Regions from separate parts of the Homo sapiens genome. Here region 1 is linked to region 2. A link is a contact called in ENCODE Hi-C or POLR2A ChIA-PET data. All regions are on one chromosome and are shown on one strand. The core of a region is the stretch at or near the end of the contact, and the rest is flanking DNA. Distances in the headings are between cores, read along the strand shown.

Region 1 (4,516 bases), core at 764-3,263, 39 kb after region 2:
TGAGCTAGGGAGAGGAGGGTTGTGCGGCCCGGACCACGCAACCTTGGGATCGGAGGGTGGTTGAGGCCTTGAGGGAAGAATGGAAGGCGGCCTTGACTTCTGGTGCTTCCACGCCCTTCAGATCCAGAGCCCAGAGCGTCCAGGCTGGAGTTTAGGACGTTCATCAGAGTCCCGAGACGCGCGAGTGGGTGGAACCGCGTGGGGCGGGAGAAGAGGGGGAGATTAGGCAGCAAGAAAATGGTCCCCGTGGGCAGTTCAGCCTAAACCTGGAGCTGGGGAAGGGCCTCTGGAGAGAAGCCTTAAATCGTTACTCATCTTTCACAGTCTTTTATAATCGTGAATGAGCCCTCCGTTGTAGACTGTTAATGCGTGTCCAGGATGCCCGAGAGTGGGGGTAAAACAATAAAAGACTCCTCCTGTTGTGATTAAAATTATATTTGCTTTTTGTATCCTCCTAAGTTCCATGATATTGAAAATGTGTCTTGTTATATTTCATAAATGAGCTTTTAAAAAACTTCTGAGATATCTTCCAAAAAGTATCACTCACCAGGGAAGAAAAGAAGAGGAAACCTAGTGGCTTTTCTGTTGACGCCAAAGGTTACTCCCTCTGCCTCACCATAAAAAAAAAAAAAAAAAAAAAAAAAAACAAACCCCAAAAAAACAAAAAACAAGAAAAAGCACAGAAAGCAGTTTGGCTTGCTTGTAAAGTCTTGGTAGATATTTCTGCTTATCATTTAATCCTTTTAACAAGTCTGTAGGAATAGATGGGTATTACCACCAGTTGTAGATGTTGAAACAGGCTGAGATTCATCTGGCCAAGGTCATACATAGTTTGTAAGTGACAAAGTGTGGGCCTCTCACCGGTAGACGGTCGTGACTGCAATTGTCCAGGTTCTTGACATTTTGAACAAAGAATTGAACAAAAGGCCCAGCAAAGCAAAGAAAGAATGAAGCAACGAAAGAACGAAAGCAGGGATTTATTGAAAACGAAAGTACACTCCACAGTGTAGGAGCTACCAGGGCAGAGGCTCAAGGACCTGGATACAGAATCTGCCTGGGTTCAAATACCCTCTAGAGGTTTGTTTCCCTTTGGCCACTTCATGCTCACCTCATGTAAATGAAGTGGTAGCCCGCAATCAGTCTGATTGGTTGTAGACAACCATTCAGAGGCTGGAGTGAAATTACAAAGTTGCAAAGGAAGACTGGACCCGCAATCGGTCTGATTTGTTGCTAACTCCCAATTTTCCAACTGCCTGGCAGAAAATGTCAAGGGGAGTAGCCTCTGATCCTCTTGTTACTTCGGGGTGGAAAGTTAGGGTTTTCTTTTCTTTTCTTTCTTTTTTTTTTTTTTTTTTTTTTGGACGAAAGTCTTGGTCTGTCACCCAAGCTGGAGTGCAGTGGTACAATCCCAGCTCACTGCAACCTCCGCCTCCCAGGTTCCAGTGATTCTCCTGCCTCAGCCTCCCGAGCAGCTGGGACTACAGGCGCGCGCCACCACTCCATGCTAATTTTTGTATTTTCAGTAGAGACGGGGTTTCACTATGTTGGCCAGGATGGTCTCAAACTCCTGCCCTCGTGATGCACCCGCCTTGGCCTCCCAAAGTGCTGGGATTACAGGCGTGATCCACTGCGCCCCGCCTCCTAATTTAGTTCTAGGAAGTTGGTGTGAAACAGCTTTAGGTTCCCTGCCTCCAGATCCTATTCTCCTGCCTCAGGCCCTTTCCATACTTCTCTCCCTTACATCATGAAATTTCAATCCACAATAAATGGAAGGTGAAAAGGAATCTGATGATTTTGGAGTCCTTAGCTAAAAACTGCATCTAGCCGAGTACTAGCACCTCTTGGAGATGAGTTGTGTTTTTTGAGAACTCTGTTAAGTACATAGTTTTCATGCCAGTATTATGAAAGGTAGAAGGAGAGTTCCTTGAGATTCTGAAGTGCCAGGTCACGTGAGTTGATGACTTTTGTAACCCTGGGCTGACCTGAAACAAAACAAGACCTCTTTCGGTTGCTAGGTATTGCCTGCAAGGATGCTGGAGGGCTGCCCAGGTCTTGTTCAGGGACTTCAGTCTTTGTGGCAAGCAGAGTACAGAGCCGTTGGATTAAAGACTGAGTTAATTAGGTCACAGGATGCTCTTTGATGGGGGGAAAGCAGCAAACTATGATGGGACTTTTAGCGCAATCTGGTTTAACAGATTAGCCAAGTGTATCTGCTCCATGCTGTAGGCACACAACAATGACTGAGAAATCTTTTCTGCCCACAGGAAAAGGTTACAGTTGGGGTAGGGTGCATCAGTGAGTCAAGTCTATGAATAACTAGTAAAGGAAGGCAGCACATAAAGTAACAATGCAAGTAAATACAAAGCAAGAATTATGGTGTATGCAATGAGTTTTGGCAGAGCAATTGAGGTCAAAATTAAAAGCAAAGAAAGGAGATCCCTTTAGGTTGCAAGTTGAGAATTTAGAACTTTTCTGCATCAAGCTGCCAGAGTGGCCTTTAAAAAGAAATGCCAATCCCAAATCCTTAAACAACCTTTAATAGCTTTCCCATTGCACTTGGTACAAAATCCCAAATCATCGCTATGGCCGAAAGACCTGCCTGAGGTGGGTCCTTGCTTACCTGCCCAGCCTCACTGGCACCACTCTCTACACTTGCACCATACTGTTCCTCTCTGTGAGTTTCTCTCATCTAGGCCTTTTACGCGTGCTGTTCCCTCTGCCCACTTTACCACCCTGCCCCACTTTTGTACCCCTTTATCCAGTTCATCTGTCCCTCCCATCTTGCCTTCAAATTACTTCCTCTTGTGTCCGCAATTGGTGGGTTCTTGGTCTCCCTGACTTCAAGAATGAAGCCGCGGACCCTCAAGGTGAGTGTTAGAGTTCTTAAAGATGCCGTGTCTGGAGTTTGTGCCTTCAGATGTTCAGATGCATCTGGAGTTTCTTCCTTCTGGTGGGTTCGTGGTCTCGCTGACTTCAGGAGTGAAGCTGCAGACCTTCCCAGTGAGTGTTACAGCTCTTAAAGGCCTCACGTCCGGAGTTGTTCGTCCCATCTGGTGGGTTCGTGTTCTCGCTGGCTTCAGGAGTGAAGCTGCAGACCTTCGCGGTAAGTGTTACCGCTCATAAAGGCTGCTCAGACCCAAAGACTGAGCAGCTCCAAGATGTATCCCGAAGAGCGAAAGAACAAAGCTTCCACAGCCTGGAAGGGGACCTATCTGACCCCACACACATCTTGCTGATTGGTCCATTTTACAGAGAGCTGATTGGCCCATTTTGACAGGGTGCTGATTGGTGCATTTAGGAACCTTGAGCTAGACACAGAAGTTCTCCAAGTCCCCATTAGATTAGCTAGACACAGAGCACTGATTAGTGCATTTACAAACCTAATTTAGCAAGACATAGAGTGCTGATTGGTGCGCTTACAATCCCTGAGCTAGACACAGAGTGCTGATTGGTGCATTTGCAATTCTCTAGCTAGACATAAAAGTTCTCCAAGTCCCCACCAGATTAGCTAGATACAGAGTGCTGATTGGTGCATTTACAATCCTCTAGCTAGACATAAAAGTTCTCCAAGTCCCCACCAGATTAGCTAGACACAGAGTGCTGATTGGTGCATCCACAAACCCCGGAACTAGACACAGAGTGCTGACTGGCACATACAGAATCCTCCAGCTAGACATAAAAGTTCTCCAAGTCTCTACCCGACTCAGGAACCCAGCTGGCTTCCCCAGTGGATCCTGTGCCAGGGCCACGGGCAGAGCTGCCTGCCGGTCCTTTGCGGGGCGCCTGCACTCCTCAGCCCTTGGGCGGTCGATGGGACCGGGTACCACGGAGCAAGGGGCAGCGCTCATCAGGGAGGCTAAGGCCCAGTGGGAGCCCACCAGGCGGGCGGGGGGGCGTGGCTCCGCCATGGCGGGCTGCAGGTCCCCAACCCTGCCCCATGGGGAGGTGGCTGAGGCCTGGTGAGAATTCGAGCGTGGTGCCGGCGGGCCGGCAGTGCTGGGGGACCTGGTGCCCCCACCGCAGCTGCTGGCCAGGGTGCTAAGCCCCTCACTGCCAGGGCCTGCCGTGGCCGGCAGCTCCCAGTGTGGGGCGCACCCAGCCTGCGCCCACTGGGAACTCGCACTGGCCTGCGAGCGCTGTGCGCAGCCCTGGTTCCCGCCTGTGCCTCTCCCTCCACACCTCCCGGCAAGCAGAGGGAGTCAGCTCCGGCCTTGGCCGGCCTAGAGAGGGGCTCCCACAGTGCAGTGGCAGGCTGAAGGGCTCCTCAAGCATGGCCAGTGCTGACGCCAAGGCCGAGGAGGTGCTGAGAGCAAGCAAGGGCTGCTAGCACGTTGTCACCTTTCACTCTGAGAAGCTTCCCTTGGAAATAAGGTCCACTATCATCAGATTCTTTACTTTGTTCCCCATGTACTTATCGAAATTTTTAAGATACTGTTATTTGCGTGATTGTTGATTACCTCTTTAAATCCACCTGTTCCATAATGACACTCTTTCGCCATAGGGCATATAACAATTT
Region 2 (4,686 bases), core at 428-2,927:
CCAGAAGGATCACCTCTCCTTATTTATGTATATGGAGACCCATGAGAAAAATAGGGAAAGAGCAATTACAATGGCAACAGCCAACTGAATCCTTCCACCCACTGGATTCTTTGATGAACTGCTGCAGAAGCTCATCCATGCTTGTGATAATCACCAGACAAGAGATCCCTGCCTTCTTCCTTACGTAAGATGTTCTGTTGGGTATGAAGCAAGAGGTCATACTCGCAATTGACAGCCCATGCCATACCAAAGAGTATGTGTACTGCAGAGACATTTCCAAATAACGTTACCTGTGACAAAAGGGTTAAATCCCACAAGCAGGGTCAGTCCTGCAGACATCATGCGCATCACCATCCACGGTTCTGCATTTGGATCATTTACCTGCATGAAGGCTGCCAGCAATCATTTTCATGAACCTAATTTGACTTCTGAAGCAACATTTATATAAACACTTTTACGTATTCCTCTAATATTAGACATTTAATGTTTCCAAGTTTTCACTATTTTCAAATAATATTGCAATAAACATCTTTACACATAAAACTTTAGCTGTATATTAAAGTATTTCCATGGGTGAGACTCCCAGAAATTGGCCAATTAGGTCGAAGAGTCTTAGAATGCATTGAAAAATTCCTTTTCAAAACATTTTTATGTATTAATGTTCCCACTTGCAAGGTCTATGTAAACAGCCTTTATAACTGCAACCATTGCCATAACTGGACAATCTCATGAAGAAAAAAATTCTTCATTAATTTAGTCTAATGTAAAACACTATACTAGTATGTCAGAAATATAAATCATACCGAAATTCCAACAGCTGAATAAATAAACACTAAATATATACACTGAAAATTTGTGTAAAGAGCCATTTCGGCTAACACTGGTAAGAGAAAAGTGAAATGGCAAATGCTGTGTGTGCTCTGCTTGCCTAAGGATTAATTTGTGAACATAAGCTGGTATTTGTTAACAGGTCACCCATGTTAGGAGCCTTTCTTTCTCTCAGGTTATTAGTACACAGTAAATAGAACTGTCTGCATTCCACAAAAACTCCCCCTCAAACCAAGGAGCTAAGTCTAGTTACCAATTTTTAAAACCTCTAAGAAGTATTATGCTTCACATAAACAACAGCAATCCTTGAGAACAAGTATGGATTTTAAAAAGCACAGTTCAAGCATTTGTTAAATATCTATTCTGTCTGGGGACATGGACTGTCATTTAAAAAACTGAATCTACAAACCCATCCACAGCTTTACAGGAACCCCGTAAACAAGGGAAAATTCACTTCTGGTGAGAGAGGCACAAAACTACCTTTAAAAAAGCCAAATTTTTAAAGTATTTAAGAACTTGAAGTAAGAAGACTCTTCCAGTTGTTTTTTTAATTATATATACAACGTTTCGCAGAAGACAGGCTATTTTTGCTAATCAGTAGCTGAGTCAGCCAAATTTGGTTTATGTTATTAGTATTACTGTCAATAAAGCAGTATAAAACAGCTTGACTTTTCCAATCCCATGCGGAGGCACTAAGTGAGCAGTTGGAAAAATATTTTTACTTGCTCACAGAGAGATTTCATACTCATGTCACAGGACACAAATGAGAAACCCCAAAGACTCCTCTTGCCTGCACTTTTCGGCTCAATCACCACACCTAGAATAAACAAACAGCATAAAACACAACAGCTTCCATTTAGAATCAACCAACTCCTACCTGGGCATTAAAATCCTCACGAGGACAACCAGCCCACTATCTGGGAATTATGTCACACTGAAAAAGAAGACTCCACCAGCAAAACATTGGTCAAGTACTAAGATAAGCTATCCAAGGTTTAACAGGAAATGGCATTAACTCTGGCCTAATTTGTTACAGCATCAAACAAAGCTTGCATCATTACAGATTGCAATGCTTCACTAATGAGTTAAGAGGATTTCATTATGAAACCATAATATTCTTCCTTTATTGAGTCCCTTGCTTCAGGATCATAACACCATTAAAAACAGAAAACACACCAAGGATAATAATCATAGTAGCTAACATTGAACACTTAATGTGTGCTAAGCATCGTACCACGCACTTCACATGCACTATTTAATTTAATCTTCTCAGTAAGTTCAGTTACCGAGCCTGCACTTGTTGGAAAATGGGATTCAAACCCTGAATGTTGGCTCCACAACCTGCACTTTTAACTGTCAATCATATTAAGATTAAATTTAACTGTCAGGAAAATAGAAAAATGCATCAAACTAGCAACCTACAGATACCTGTAACACACTACTGGGTCCCAAGTAGTAGTCTAAGATTTAGGTGAGGAACAGTTTATGTCCAAGACAATCTAACACCAAGACAATGGTGTAAAATATAGAATGTCAGTGAGTCAATGGTTACATTAATTACAACGTTTATGTGACACTTAATTTGGTTTTTCTTCCCCATTCAAATGAATCATCAGATTTTGGCATCCTAGGAACAGGATAAACGTGGTCATATTAATTCTCAGGTAAGGAGGCCTGCCTAGACATGACATAAAAGCAAATACAGTGATAACATGATCTCAGTGAAGCTATGACTAAAAAAGTCTCAAATAGAAACTTCATGGAATGAGAAATGGCTCTACCACGTCCAATACTAGCCAGCTTTTTTTTTTTTTTTTTTTTTTTGAGACGGAGTTTTGCTCTTGTTGCCCAGGCTGAAATGCAGTGGCGTGATCTCGGCTCACCGCAACCTCCGCCTCCCGAGTTCAAGCGATTCTCCTGCCTCAGCCTCCCGAGTAGCTGGGATTACAGGTGCCCATCACCACACCTGGTTAATTTTTGTATTTTTAGTAGAGACAGGGTTTCTCCATGTTGGTCAGGCTGGTCTCGAACTCCCGACCATCTGACCGACCATCGGGCCATGCCCGACCATTACGGGCATGGGCCACCGCACCCGGCCCAATATTAGTCAGTTTCTAAAGCCAGGATAAGTAACAAGCTTTTCCCATATCCCTTTTAAAATACGGATATGCAGAATTTAAGGAAATCAGTTATGGGTCGGGTGCAGTGGCTCATGCCTGTTAATCCTAGCACTTTGGGAGACTGAGGCAGGCTGATCAATTGAGGTCAGGAGTTCAAGACCAGCCTGGTCAACATAGTGAAACCATGTCTCTATTAAAAATACAAAAACTAGCCCGGCATGGTGGCACACGCTTGTAATCCCAGCTACTCAGGAGGCTGAAGCAGGAGAAGTGCTTTAACTTGGAAGGCGGAGGTTGCAGTGAGCTGAGATTGTGCTACTGCACTCCAGCCTGGGAGACAGAACGAGACTCTACCTCAAAAAAAAAAAAAAAAAAAAAAAGAAAAAAAAGAAAAGAAAAACAGTTACAGATCTCTATCTATGGATATTGATTACATAAGTTTATATAACTAAAAGTAACATTTAAAAACATGGATTAAGTAGAGTTAAAAGAATTGGGGACCAGGCACAGTGGCTCACAGCTGTAATCCCAACACTTTGGGAGGCCAAGACAGGCAGATCGTTTGAGCCCAGGAGTTTGAGACCAGCCTGGGCAACATGGAGAAACCCCACCTCTACAAAAAATAGGAAAATTAGCTGGGTGTGGTGGTGTGTGCCTGTGGTCCCAGCTACTCTGGAGGCTGAGGCAGGAGGATGGCTTGAACCCATGAGGTGAGGTTGCAGTGAGCCAAGATGGCACCACTGCATTCCAGCCTGGTGACAAGAGGGAGATCCTGTCAAAAAAAAAAAAAAAAAAAGGAAAAGAAATAGAATCAGGAAGGAGGGCAGAATACTGGTCTATAGCAACGACTCTGGGATAACTACTTAGTCTTAGTTTGGAGAGAAAGCAGAGGAATGGGCTATCATACCAAAAAAAAATCAGAATTTCTTCATCTCCAAAGTGTATCAAAAAGGAAAAGAATTAGCTTGAGGTTTGACAGAAGAAACTTGCAGAGAGATGATATACAAACACTAGAAAAGGCCTAGGGTGATATTGCATAAATAAGTACCCCACTCTCTTCAATGGCTGGGGCGGACAGATTAACCGGAAGCCAAAGACTTTTTTTCTGGACACTGATAACCCTGTTCCATCTAGACCGAAACAAGGTAGAAAAGCACTGTGCTAAAAGTCACCTGGTCTCCCTGACTCTGCCCAACACCCTAGGTCCACTCGCTAACATGAATGTCCTATCCTACTAATAAGTTTTCAGGGAGGTTGCTTCACAATTTATTCTCCAAAATGCCATGTTTCACACTCAATTTACTAATGACCACTTCACAAGTGTCTAGATGTCCTATCCAAGGACAGGACAATTTATGGATAAATACAGCCAAAGAGAATCATGTATGATTCTTCAATCTAAAACACAACTTCTAGGCTTAAGATACCCATTACTGTGTCATAAGCCAAATATCTGATACTTATGTCCAAATGTCATTTTTTAAAAAAGTGCCCGTATCTTACCTATCATTTATGGAACACCATGAAGGTGATGTGATACCGCACCCTGTAGATATTTATGCCTGTCAAGTATTCATAAGCACTCTTCTGGATGCAGTGAGCCTGAGAGAGTTTCTGAATGACCGAAGCAACTAGACTCACATGAAAAGTTGATTTCCCACTAGCACCCAGTCAGAGACAGAGAGTCACAGGGCTGAGGGCTTTGCTCAGGAGGAAGATCCAGGCTTGGGACAAAGGG

What was found. A loop is a pair of places that touch in the nucleus more often than their neighbours do. ChIA-PET counts read pairs that join two places held with the same protein, here RNA polymerase II (POLR2A). Pooled maps may share reads with other maps.
Region 1: a loop to region 2 is called in a pooled map, with 3 times the contacts of the local background. The contact joins two enhancer-like sites. A Hi-C loop is called at or near these places in 8 of 168 maps with a recorded cell type or tissue (B cell, CD4-positive, alpha-beta memory T cell, CD8-positive, alpha-beta T cell and 4 more), 18 of 37 single-sample maps with no recorded cell type and 21 of 50 pooled maps. POLR2A ChIA-PET finds 5 or more read pairs at or near these places in 25 of 52 experiments (A549, CD4-positive, alpha-beta T cell, CD4-positive, alpha-beta memory T cell and 21 more).

What each region holds. Positions count from the first base shown.
Region 1 is chr6:53,359,663-53,364,178 of GRCh38, forward strand. No RefSeq gene overlaps it. Among named protein-coding and RNA genes, the nearest start is that of ELOVL5, 13 kb to the left of the region's middle. RefSeq lists enhancers at 1-209, 210-717. Within about 2 kb of position 2,014, at least 13 of the 41 ENCODE cell types and tissues checked have a DNase peak (open chromatin) inside an H3K27ac peak, as active enhancers do.
Region 2 is chr6:53,320,948-53,325,633 of GRCh38, forward strand. The region is part of intron 1 of ELOVL5 (ELOVL fatty acid elongase 5); the gene reads right to left. Among named protein-coding and RNA genes, the nearest start is that of ELOVL5, 26 kb to the right of the region's middle. Within about 2 kb of position 1,678, at least 2 of the 41 ENCODE cell types and tissues checked have a DNase peak (open chromatin) inside an H3K27ac peak, as active enhancers do.